2 separate regions of the Homo sapiens genome follow, and region 1 is linked to region 2. Evidence: chromatin contacts called from ENCODE Hi-C or POLR2A ChIA-PET data. All regions are on one chromosome and are shown on one strand. The core of a region is the stretch at or near the end of the contact, and the rest is flanking DNA. Distances in the headings are between cores, read along the strand shown. Region 1 overlaps ADAMTSL1 (ADAMTS like 1). Region 2 overlaps ADAMTSL1 (ADAMTS like 1).

Region 1 (6,661 bases), core at 2,572-5,071, 52 kb before region 2:
CCAGCCGCAGACTCCTGAGTAGCTGCGAATATAGGCACACACCACCATGCCTGGCTAAGTTTTCTGAGTTTTAGTAGAGACGAGGTCTTGCTATGTTGCCCAGGCTGGTCTTAAATTCCTCATGTTGTACATACCTAGAAAATATATTCGGCTGGGTGTGGTGGCTCATGCCTGTAATCCCAGCACTTTGGGAGGCTGAGGTGGGTGGATCACCTGAGGTCAGGAGTTCAAAACAGCCTGGCCAACATGGTGAAACCCTGTCTCTTATTTACTAAAAATACAAAAATTAGCTGGGCATGGTGGTGGGCACCTGTAATCCCAGCTATGCGGGAGGCTGAGGCATGAGAATAGCTTGAACCCAGGAGGTAGAGATTGCAGTGAGCCGAGATCACGCCATTGCATTCCAGCCTGGGCGACAAGAGTGAGACTACGTTTCTATATATATATATATATATATACATACATACATATATGTATTCATCACAATATTCCTACCTTTCTACCACATGAATCAGATGTGTCATAACAAACCAATCTGTTGTTGAGGGAAAAAAAATCAACATGTAGAAGTATTTTTGAGTTGAAGATTCAGCTTTATATAATGAATCTATCTACATATTACCACCATGTGAGCCAATCTCCATATTTATTTCAGTGGTTCTATGAAATTGATATCTGGATTTATATCTTGTGCATGGTGTTTACTGCAACCACAATGTTGGCTGTTGGTACATTCTTCTGGTCTATAACGTGTTATTTATTTCTTGGCAATTCAGTTTTTAGTCTTTTATCATTGTTTTCTTCTAAACATCTTAAAGCGGTTACTTCCCAACATATGTTTGGCCTGAGTGCTAACCAATCTTGTCCTTACATTTTGGGTTTACTAAAAGTATCTAACATCGAACAAGGTTATCTTCATAAGCTGAAGACATTCATCTGGTGATTTTTCTGTATTACATAATGAGATAGGCTGGTGATAATATTTTCACTTTCCATATACGGAAATAAATGATATTTACTGCTTTACCACAGAACTCTCCAATGTTAGCTGGAGCCAAAGCAAGAGATAATAGTTGTGGACCACTGTTCTTGCCTCACTGTAGCAGTTCAGAAGTGACAGCCACAGCTTCTAAACATTACCATTTAATTTAAGCAGTGTGAGTCTCCTTGGTGGGGGGAAGGAATGACTTGCTGACAGTTGATCATTTTTTCAATATGCTTCAGAGAGTAATTATAGGTTGTTACATACATTTAGAAACGGTCTATGTGGTTTAAGAAAAGATGGAATTAAGGCCATGCAACATTATGTTTTTTAAATTCAAAATCAATATAGATAAAAAAAAGTGACACTTAGGACGTTTCTTAGGGTGCAGTGCACTAAACACATAAAGTGTATTAAAATGTAGAAACCATATACCTTTCATTACATTATTCTACAGCTGTCATTTATTTTATTTTGGTATAAAAGTAATTATTATTCTGAGCACAATAGTATACATTTCCCTTACCCTGCACCAGCACTCCAATTACAATCTACTCCAATTCAGATTAATCATGCCAAGATGGCAATTTCATTACACTAAGAGTAAATTTTAATAGTTTAATATATGGCTATACTTTCAATGGCTAAAACTTTTTTAACTACTTTAAAGATTTTATTAAGATTAAAGTTAAACGTAATGCATCTTAATCGGATCTTTAGTAGAAAATATTCATGACAAAATATGGTTGACGATGGTCTATGTAATGCTTCTGTGGATGCATTAAACTCCACTGATAGCTTTCATCTGAAAGGCATCTAATAATGGGAAGATGCTTATCGATGTAAGATGTTTCCATTTACTTTCAATTTTGTATTATTATTTACCATCAGCCAGAACGCAAGATTATACATAGGATTACGCTTTAGTCCAAGTGACAAAATACAGTGTACAAGGGGAAAAGAGTTTATTTAGGTAAAATAAAACATAACTGGTTTCAAATAGATTTAACCCAATAGGATATAAAAGGAGTCACCAGCTCTAATTACATAGCATCTTTCTGTGTCTTAAATAGGACCTTACTGGATTAAGAAGTTATTAATGCCCCCCTAAAAAGAACTGCTTATTTACTCCTCAGCAACAAAAAGGCCTGTCAAATCAGGTACTGGCAGAGGAGAAGCAAAAAATTGTAAGCCTTTATATTTTCATTCCAAGGTTACACTGTGATCTTTAATCACTCCCTTTCCTCCAAAGTTCTGCAGTGGTTAGTTGCTTTTTCTCAAAGAAGTCAAAAAGTTTGCTGTAGTAACTTTACAGTACAGAAATAATTTATGTTTGCTTAATTATCCTTCTAAGTAAAAATATGTGTTTTCCCGGGCCAGGCGCTGTGGCTCACGCCTGCAATCCCAGTACTTTGGGAGGCTGAGGCAGGCGGATTGCTTGAGGTCAGGAGTTTGAGACCAGCCTGGGAAACATGGAGAACCCCAGTCTCTGCAAAAAAAATTAAAAACATAGCCTGGTGTGGTGGCCTGCACCTGTAGTCCCAGCTACTCGGTAGGCTGAGGTGAGAGAATTCATTGAGCCTGGCAGGTGAAAGCTGCAGTGAGTTATGACCGTGCCACTACATCCATGCCCGGGTGACAGAGTGAGACCCTATCTCAAAAAAAAAAAATAGGGAAAAAAAGTGTTTTCTAATGTGTGCATCCTTTTGGTGTATGTGAAATCAAATGACAGAATATAGTTTCTTTACAAGTGACCTTTGGTTATGGTACAAATCTATATTTTGGATTTCTTGTGCACTCAGGAACACAGTTGTGTTCTGGCAAACCACATCAGATTTAGATTCAAACAGAATGAATCTGAGAAAATTCTAAATTGCATTTAAATAGGTTGCAACGTTAATTTATATCTCCAGTAAAATTTGGAAATCATTTTATATCCTACATGCTCCACTATTAACTCTTGGAGGGTGGATGAGTTATCTTAAGTGCCAGTGAATAGCACAGAGCTTAGAACTTACATTAAATGAATTAATTTAGAAAATTTTTCAACCTGAGAAATTTCTTGGGTCATAGATGAAATTTTTCAATCAATTGTATCCCCTCGTTTGTAAAAGTGATGTAGCAGCTATGCCTATCAGTGTTTTCTAATGAAATCAATACATAAACTTATCAATCATCCACTTAATCTACTTTTGTCTCTCCTATTTGTTTCCTCTTCTGAAGACACTGGCAAATCTGGGCCTCACGGTTTTACAGATTCCATGGACTTGATAAAATTGAGTAGACATGGGACATAATCAAGTGGGGCAAATAAGCAGGTCCATCCCTGATACCAATCCCAGGAAGAAAGGGAAAAGAAAAGTTAATGAACTTCCTTTGCCCTCAGGTATACTTTACTTGCTCTTTAATTTTTGTGACTGTATTGCAAAACTGGGAGAGTGTGAAAAGCAGCTCAGACTTTGGCATCAAATCTATGTTATATCATCAGCTGCAGCCTGGGCCTTCTCACCTTTGGCCCCTTGCGCAGAGAAGAGAGGAGGTCAGATTTTGGAGAAGAGGGTAAGCACTACACCTTCATTTTCTTACTTTAGGCAAAACAGAAGTATTTACAATGCAATCATCAGCTTTGACAAACACTTTTTGAAACTAATCAATCTTTAATTTGAGAGCCAAAAAGCTTTGGTGAGATGATTACACTTAGTTCAGAACCCATGAAAGCTACAACCAGTGAGACACTGCTTTCTTTAAACAAAACAGTTTCAAATATAGAACAGTCTGTGCTTTTACAACTTACGAGGGCTCCTCTGACACAGCAGCTCCTTCTTCTAGCTCTTGAGCTTGTTTGAACCATGGCAACTTGGCCTCGACTGGAAGTTTCTCTGAGAATTCAGTGCATGCACATACAAAAGAAGAGGTTAGAACCAATCTGGGATTTTAGGAAAATTCCTTATTCTCCTCACCAAGAAGTTACTACGTTGACCAACACGAATAAGTTTTTGGGTAAATTGCTGCCTCTGATGATGGTTATATCTAGAAAAATAAAGTCGAATTTTAAAATGTTTAATAATACTAGTTTGTGTGCAAGCTTTCTCTTTATTATGATGAATAGCAAAGGAAAGTCATTTTATTATGAAAGTTGTAAGTGTAGGAGCACTAGCTCAATATGCATATAAAGAATCATCGAAGTATCTTTTTACCATTCCCTCTTGAAAAGATAGAGCAGCATTTACCTTGGAAAACAAAGTACAGTCAATTATATTGTGATATTTTCATAAATTCTAACTTTTTTTTTTTTGCCTTTTAGCTAAGTGTGATCTATGTCACATTGCCAAAAACAAACTCTTTCACTCTGAAATTCACAAAACATTGATTTAGATATCTGACTCATTCAGTACTACCCCAAGGCTCACTGACAATTGGAATATGTGCAAATGAGGGTTCATAACACATAATTTGACTTATTTCACCTATTTATCTAGCTTTGGCCAAACAATTCAAAACAAACTTCCTAGTTACTTCCTGGGAAAAAAATTGTGGAGGAGAAAAATGAAGAGGGATGTTCTAACGGCTCTTACAGAAGTAACTGCCAAGATTCCCATTCTAGCATATTTATTAGGGTCATTTATGGGGATATTTGCCTTTATAGTATGAGCCAATGATGCTCTATCACCATTTTATAACATACAATTGCAAAGATGAAAGAAATATGTCTATACATATATGCACCATAGAATTATATGGTATTTTAATGATGTTTAGAGAGCCAGGCTCACTCCTTGGTTGTGAAAATCCAGACTTGATTCTTGATAGTTAACTGCAAACTGCTTTTCTTTCTCTGAAGTGGCTTGGTAAAGATAAAGCTAATAAACAATTGACTATTTTAAGTTAGGGGCATCACTTCTTGTTCTCTATGCACAGCAATTATTTATAGTCAAAAAACAAAGCAAGTGAGAAATATAAAACTGCCAAAGCCAAAATGATTTGCTAACATTTTAAACACAGCAACACCGTACCTATACATACATCATTTTACAACTACTCCAACTATCCCAGTAAATGACTCAGTCGGCTGGGCGTGGAGGCTCACGCCTGTAATCCTAGCACTTTGGGAGGCCGAGGCGATTACCTGAGCTCAGGAGTTCGAGACCAGCCTGGGCAACAAGGTGAAACCCCGTCTCTACCAAAAAAAAAAAATACAAAAAATTAGCTGGGCACGGCAGCATGCGCCTGTAATCCCAGTTACTCCGGAGGCTGAAGTAGGAGAATCGCCTCAGCCTGGGAGGCAGAGGTTGCAGTGAGCCGAGATCACGCCACTGAACTCCAGCCTGGGCAACAGAGTGAGACTCCGTCTCAAAAAAAAAAAACAAAAAAAACCTCAGTAAATGAAGCTGTCTCTGGTGGCATAGTTAGCTCTCTGTCTTTCAATAAGGAAGCATTCAGTTTGGCACTCATAGTAAGCTTGTAATACTTTATTGCTGTTTTGAACTAAATCCTGTCAGACGCACCTGTGGCAACCTCCTCCCATAGTTGAGGGCACTGACGATAGTCAGGAGTTAAAAGTAACTTACTGTATGTAGAAGTTACTATATTGCAGGCACTAGGTTAACCACCCTGTTTATGTTATATCTCATTTAACCTACGCATGATCTCTGATTTAGATACTATTATTACACCCATTTTACAGAGGAGGAAACCAAGGCTTCGAGAGAGATGCATTTATTAAAGTTAATCAGGATTTCTGTTTTTTTTTGTTTCCTTTTATATCATTAATTTAGATTTTATGATGCCATTCAGTTGCAATTAGGGCCACCTATAGTATAATAAAGAGCTACACTGTGACTGATTTTTCAGAGAAATTTAATGGCTTAAAAAATAAAGAAATGGGAGCCATATTTAATATTAAAAATTAAAGGGGGTTTAAAGAGTTCTTTACTTCTGAATGGTTTGTGACTTTGAATTTTTCTTTTCCATTGACACAGACAAGTAACAATACTTGTACAGAAATCAAATTCATATTCTTGCTAATCTGAGATATCCAGTGTAATTATAAGTCTGGCTCACTAAATGCTTAGTTCTACACTTTCCTAAAATTTCTTTTTTATAAATTATTGCAATATCTTTTAAATTCTGATATATTTTAAATTATGGTTCTGGAATTCAGTCTCATATTAATGTTTTAATTTTCAATATAAAAAGTGACAGTTTTCTGTTTCATCAGTTTGAAGTATGAGACTTCCCAATGTACTTCAGCCTTAGCAAAATAGACATACTTGGATTCACTCCCTTGTTTTTAAAGGCAAGAAATGTGGATAGTAAATCAAACATATATTTCTAGAATATCTGGTCTCCCTTTAAGCAGGTACATCCGTATTCTTCAGCAATAGTCCTCAAACAACTTTATGACTTGGGAGATAATTATATAAATATATTTCTACATGTAGTGGTTAATGAAATTTTGCAATCAAAATCACTTGAAAGATTCTTTAAGATAATCAAATTCCTTTAGTAGAGTTTAAGTTATAAAGAATTCTTACTAAGAATACTTGGGATACTTAAAAATATTCCAAGGAGTTTAAAACACACCTGACTACACACAACAATTAACAGGCTGGTAATAGAGCACCTGTCAAGTTACCTTTGGGTTTATAGCAGGGAGTGGGTACGATGCATTCCTCTTTT
Region 2 (6,256 bases), core at 2,500-4,999:
AAATGCTCAAGGAACCAACTGAAGTGAAGCCTTTCAGTGAAACTGAATTTTACAGAAAATGCTACCATATCCCCTCCCATCCTCTTCTTTGTTTATAGCCTATAATTTTCTTCTTGTAATTTACAGGTCTGTATCTAAACAACACTAAATAATAAGAAATAGGTGGCTCTGTACTGCTGCCTTGGCATGATTGAAGATCAATTTTTGCACAAACCCTGGAGGAGCCATGCTGCCATTTGATCTTTGGGGTTATGATTACCATTCAATCCTGAATCCCAGTAGCTATCTTTAAGATATGAGGTCCCTGAATTTTCTTTAAAACATGGGATGCTTAATTACACCATGATGGTTTTCTTTAAATTCTACAGTGTTAAGGTTGTTTGGTGTTTCTATGTTCCTCTGGATTGATGGAAGTAATGAAACATGAAAGTAGGTAGAAAAAGAGAATAAAGGAAGAAAAGAGAAGTGGGTTAGAAGAAAGAAGAAAAAAGGAGAGGCAAGGCAAAAAAAGATTGAGATTGGAAAGGAAGAAGAAAGAGAATGAGATATAACACTCGCAAGAGCATAAACATGTGCTTAACCCATGAACAACCCATTGGGAGCATCTATTTTGTATTTTTCAGGATGACTGTGGTTAAAGATAATTACTACAGGGGTTTCTGCCATCTCATCAGGCAGCTAAAAGATAAACAGAGGTACTCAAAATATCATATTATGATAGAGTAGAAAGATTTGTATTCTTGTGTTTTAATCTTTTCTGGGAAGACAAAATAAATAATAATGACTACAATTCCCAATTCCCAAAGGAAAACAATGGAGTTACTTACATAAGTGATCAGGACCTTTTAAGACAAGGCGAATATGTCTACTTCCATAGGGAATTGCAACCACAGTATCATCCGCTAGAGAGAAACAAAGCAAAATCTTAAAAGCATGTCACTTGACACAAAATTATTGATTGCCTTCTAAATAAAGGCACTGACTTCCATACCTTAAAAACTACAGTTTTTTTAAGTGTTTGAAATGTGAAGGCCAATATTTAGAAATCAACATTTTCACTTTGCTCAAAATAAAATATGCCAAAGATGCTAGTCACTAGTTAACTCCTAGAGGATTTGGCCTTTTAAAAAATAGGAATTTTGATATACTGAAAAATTGGTTTGCAAGTTTTCATTTTCGATTTTAAAATCTGGTCTTATATGATCAAAAACACTTGGGCTGAATTAAAACATAAAAATACATTATAATGTTTAAAGGATGAATTTATTACATCAAAATCTGGACTTCTCTCCAGCAGAGTATCTTGGATGAGTAGAACAGGTAAGAGAAGTGGAAGATATATTGGTATGCGCTGAACACCCCAGGGGCAGAAATCATGCCTTCTAGTTCTTAAATATCCTTCACAATATCTATTCCTAATACTATATGTAGTGAGCACCCCATAAGTGTTTCTTAACATTTCTCTACACTATACTCTATTTTAAAATTTTTTTTTAGAAATTGACTGAACCACAGATCACTTTATAATAGATTTCTTTTCACTCTATTTATAAATTGAGCTTAAATTCATTAGACACAGACATTTTTAAAAATTAGAGCTATATTACATGCATCTCAAATACCATCACAGGCATTCTTATTCAGAACTCCATTTGTAATGACAGTATCTTATATTTTTATGGTACTGCAGAGGTTAAATTTCACCTAAATTATACTATTTACTCCCTCACCCAAAACTTCTGACATTGGCACAGAGGATTTTCTGATGAACAAATGAAATTTCTGGGAAGTACAATGCATAGTCCAAGATCAAATGGATAGAAAGGCACTTCAGAAGACAAGAGAAAGGCAGGTTTTAAAATATTTACCAGCATATTCAGAAGCCCTGTGTGATTCTTTGTTCATACTTATCTTTTTTATTTAATATATATATATTAAATATATATTTACATACATATTTATATATATAAATATATATATATATATTTACATATTCTTTTTTTTTTTTTGAGGAATCTCGCTCTGTCACCCAGGCTGGAGTGCAGTGGTGTGATCTTGGCTCAACTGCAACCTCTGTTTCCTGGGTTCAAGCAATTCTTCTGCCTCAGCCTCCCAAGTAGCTGGGATTATAGGCGCCCACCATCACGCCTGACTAATTTTTGTATTTTTAGTTGAGATGGGGTTTCACTATATTGGCCAGACTGGTCTCGAACTCCTGACCTCATGATCCGCTCACCTCAGCCTCCCAAAGTGCTGGGATTACAGGCGTGAGCCACTGCACTCAGCCCTTATTATTATTTTGAGATAGGGTCTCGCTATCACAGTGTGATCACAGCTCACTGCAGCCTTAGCTTCCCGGGCTCAAGAGATCCTCCTACTTCAGCACCCCAAGTAGCTGGGACTGCAGGTGCACACCACTACGCCCAGATGGTTTTTGTAATTTTGTAGAGATGTGGTTTTGCCATGTTGCCCACGCTTGTCTTGAACTCCTGAACTGAAGAGATCCACCTGCCTCGGCCTCCCAAAGTGCTGGGATTGCATGGGTAAGCCACTGCACCTGGCCTGTTCAGACATATTTTTTTTTAACAGTGTACATAATTATCCTATCATTGGAAGGATTTAGGTTAAATAAGATAATCCCAATTGTTACTCAATTTCTCTGAACCTTAATATTATCATCCTATCTTTAGGAGAATTTAGTTTAAATTAGTGAATCTCAGAAGTTACCTGACTTCTCTGATCTTCAGTTTCCTCATTTGTAAAACAGGGAAAACAAAACTTGCCTTATACTATTGTCGTGACTAGATATAAATATAGACATGAATCTAGATATAGGGATGTATAGCCTGGAACACAGTAAGTATTCTGTAAACATTATTTTCCTCTCTCTACCCCAAATCTCTTAAAGGACAGGGATTGAAAAACTATTTTTTTTTTAAATAGTGTTTCAACTCTCCAAGGCCCCTAGCACATTATCTGTTGAATGAGAAAAAAGAATCATATGCTCCCAATTCCTTCCCTGGAGAGGTTACATTATCGAGTTCTCTACAAAGTTGAATATTCCACTCATGACAAAATCTTATAGCTGTTTTTAATGTCATACATTGTTGAATTTCAGAGAGCTAAGAATTTGTGGTATATAAGAACAACAACAGAAAAAAGTGTAAGGGGAATATAGAAAAGGAACCAAAAAAAAAAAAAAAAAAGTTAAGATTAGGCCTACAGAGCTTCTTTGGTTTGTTTGTTTTTTGAGATGGAGTCTCACTTTGTTACCCAGGCTAGAGTGCAGTAGCATGATTGTGATCTTGACTCACTGCAACCTCCGCCCCCTGGGTTCAAGTGATTCTCCTGCCTCAGCCTCAAGTAGCTGGGATTACAGACTTCTGCCACTGCAGCCCGGCTAATTTTTGTATTTTTAGTAGAGACGGGGTTTCACCATCTTGGCCAGGCAGGTCTTGAACTCCTGACCTTGTGATCCACCCACCTCGGCCTCCCAAAATGCTGGGATTACTGGAGTGAGCCACCACACCCGGCCGAGACTGGGCCTACAGAGCTTTAAACGCCTTGCATAAAGACATGACTTTTTAAGTTTGCAAAAGAAACTCAAAGCAGTTAAAACAATGGGACTTTCTAGAAATAGAAAGTCTTTGTTTACCCACAGTTCAAATAAAGTGCAAGTAAAAGGAAAGCTTTCTGTTTGGCCCTGCCATGCTCAGCAGCAGTCTTCTGACCCACACACAGCTCATGCAGCCTCCCTCTTGCTCTGCTGGGAAGTGACTCACATTCCATAAACTGGAACATTAATACCCTAGCTCTTGGCTGATGCTGTAATATCTGTATGTTCCCTAAAGAAGACAGGGTGTGGTAACATTAGCATGCACCCCCAAAAAAGAGAGGAGAAGAACCTCCTAGAAAGTTGTTGAGGAAGAGGGTATATGGAGAAAGTAGACCAGGTGAAATAGTATTTCCTGATGCCCCTTGCACTCACCTAGTCAAAGAGAAATGAAGCAAGTCAGGCTGGTACAAACTCTAGCAGTTGGCAGCACATGGCACAGAAGTAGGAAGAGCCACAGCCTTCTCTTATATATTATTCTGAAAAGGGCTGATGGACCCCTGGCCAGACATTAAACGATCTGCAAATTCATTACTTTATTCCACAAGTATTTTTTGAGTGTCTTTTAGTGTCAGGCTCCATGCTAGGTACTAGGGATTCAGTGACAAAGAAGATAAACAAAGCACTAGCCCCACGAGATGGTCCTGAAAAAGGGATCTAAGATAAAATATGGGGGAAATACAAAATACTACACCCCACAGATGAAATTCCCAAAGCATATTCATTCATTTTTTTAGGAGCACTGCACCAAAGAAACCCATTTCACTCTATTTAACCCCGTGTATACCTAAGATGTTTATCCATAAAAACTTTTTCTTATGTGTCATCTGTTAAAATCAGCTGATATATCTTAGGACATACTTTAAGGAACAGTACTCTTAATTTAACAAAAAACAAAATAGGGAAAACAATTAAAAATTTCATTTTCTGCATGTTCATAAAAAGCCACTTTTGAGTTGTTTATGTATTAATAATTGTCTCACTTTCTGATAAATCCTCAATGATTTGGGATGGATTGGAAGATGCTTCTACTTGGCATCTATTACAATATTGTGCACAGAGTGGTGTTTAAGATCTCTTAGGATGTGAGAGCAATCTGGTGGCAACACCTGCCTCCTTGGTGATTAATGCCATTAGTATAGCTGGCGAGGCAGGGGCCACATCCTCTCCCACCGTGCTGCACATTCCTCTGGGTGCCCTTTCCTACAAAGGCACACTGTTTTACGATTGAGTGCATCTGCCCTAATCTATTCTGGCTTTGTTGACTGAACCATGATGCCAGTCTTCAGGACATATTTCTAGCTTATTAATCAACAATTCTAAATGATCTGCTTCAGATACCAGATAACCCATTTCTCCATTCAATGAACAAAATTTCCATGGGAATCATAAATTCTGTCATTTCACAGATATGGGTTGCAAATGTCTTTTCTCAAGAAAATTCTTCCCAAGGACTGTACCTAAAAGTATTCTTTAAAAAATATCTATCTATATGTATATCACACAACTTTCTATATAGAATATTTTATATTCATTTTAAAATCTTGTCATATGTGGATGTTCTGCGTGATTCACAGCTGTGTCAGAGAAAGGTGATGAGGATAATATTTTGAAAGACAGAATTTCCTATTCTGATATCTGAGTTTATCTTATTTTTAGATCCGTTGATGAGTTCATGTTTTTAAAGACTCTTCCCTCTATGCCTATGGAGCTGACACTTTATTTTATTTTATTTTTAAAAATGAGAGAGTCATTTTAAAATACAATTGACTATGTATAAAAATAGTCTGCCAATCTTGAGGAGGTTTAAATGGTATGTTTTACATCTTCGTGACGGTTTTATTACTCTTAAAATATATCCAACAAAATAAGAAGTTGAGCATCTGAGGCTTTCAATTTTCTCCCTGGTTTATCTGTAATTGCACAATAGAAGATATATACTGGACAGGCCAAACAAGATGCCCTCCTCATTCCCATCTGGAGAACTTCATCCTTCCATTTGCCTAGGCCAGAAAACTTGGAGCCATCCTCTACTTCATCTTTATATGTAATCAGTTAAAAAGTTCTGTTGTCAAAATACCCTATTTCATTGATTCCAAGAGGGACAACTTTTCATGCTTTAACATATATGAAATCAGAATACATCTCACAATCAGTAGTATCTTATATTCCCTCTCACTCAGGCGATAATCCTGACATAGATACCGTTGCCTACACAGGTGCTAACATCAAAACAGCCAGTATCAAACTCACAAAATGAGTGTCAGCCGCTTGGGAGAAAATTATAAGACAATATTGGAACACATTCAACCTCTAGGAACCAAATGGCTGTGGAGGTTGTAGGGAGATGAGGAATCAGAATTACAGGTGCTTAACTGCATTGTCGTAGAAGGAGTCAAAAGTTGGCTAGCTCTATGTAATTGCAGAGCTGAATTGAAAGCCCAGCACCAAGACTTCTGCTTCTGACAAAGATGAACTAACAGGAACCAGATTTAATATTCTGTCTAAAACAATCAAAAAGTCAGATGAAACCATGGTTTTTAAGATATTGGACATCAGGCAAAAAAGGGCAGCAATTCTGTATACTCAGGAAACACATCAGATAAGGCCCAACATTGCCCCAGCTTACTGCCTTGATAGAGT

Evidence for each region. Hi-C counts contacts between places; a loop is a spot of excess contacts on that map. ChIA-PET counts read pairs that join two places held with the same protein, here RNA polymerase II (POLR2A). Pooled maps may share reads with other maps.
Region 1: a loop to region 2 is called in a map of heart left ventricle, with 2.1 times the contacts of the local background. The contact joins two enhancer-like sites. A Hi-C loop is called at or near these places in 4 of 168 maps with a recorded cell type or tissue (GM23248, IMR-90, endothelial cell of hepatic sinusoid and 1 more) and 1 of 50 pooled maps. POLR2A ChIA-PET finds 5 or more read pairs at or near these places in 3 of 52 experiments (AG04449, AG04450 and K562).

The regions. Positions count from the first base shown.
Region 1 is chr9:18,681,916-18,688,576 of GRCh38, reverse strand. ADAMTSL1 (ADAMTS like 1) reads right to left here. Exons shown (of 29, transcript NM_001040272.6): 12 at 6,618-6,661; 13 at 3,777-3,861. All of the region lies in intron 1 of LOC102724102 (a long non-coding RNA gene), which reads left to right. Among named protein-coding and RNA genes, the nearest start is that of MIR3152, 110 kb to the right of the region's middle. Within about 2 kb of position 3,821, at least 4 of the 41 ENCODE cell types and tissues checked have a DNase peak (open chromatin) inside an H3K27ac peak, as active enhancers do.
Region 2 is chr9:18,630,589-18,636,844 of GRCh38, reverse strand. It overlaps ADAMTSL1 (ADAMTS like 1), which reads right to left. Exons shown (of 29, transcript NM_001040272.6): 6 at 828-902. Among named protein-coding and RNA genes, the nearest start is that of MIR3152, 60 kb to the right of the region's middle. Within about 2 kb of position 3,749, at least 6 of the 41 ENCODE cell types and tissues checked have a DNase peak (open chromatin) inside an H3K27ac peak, as active enhancers do.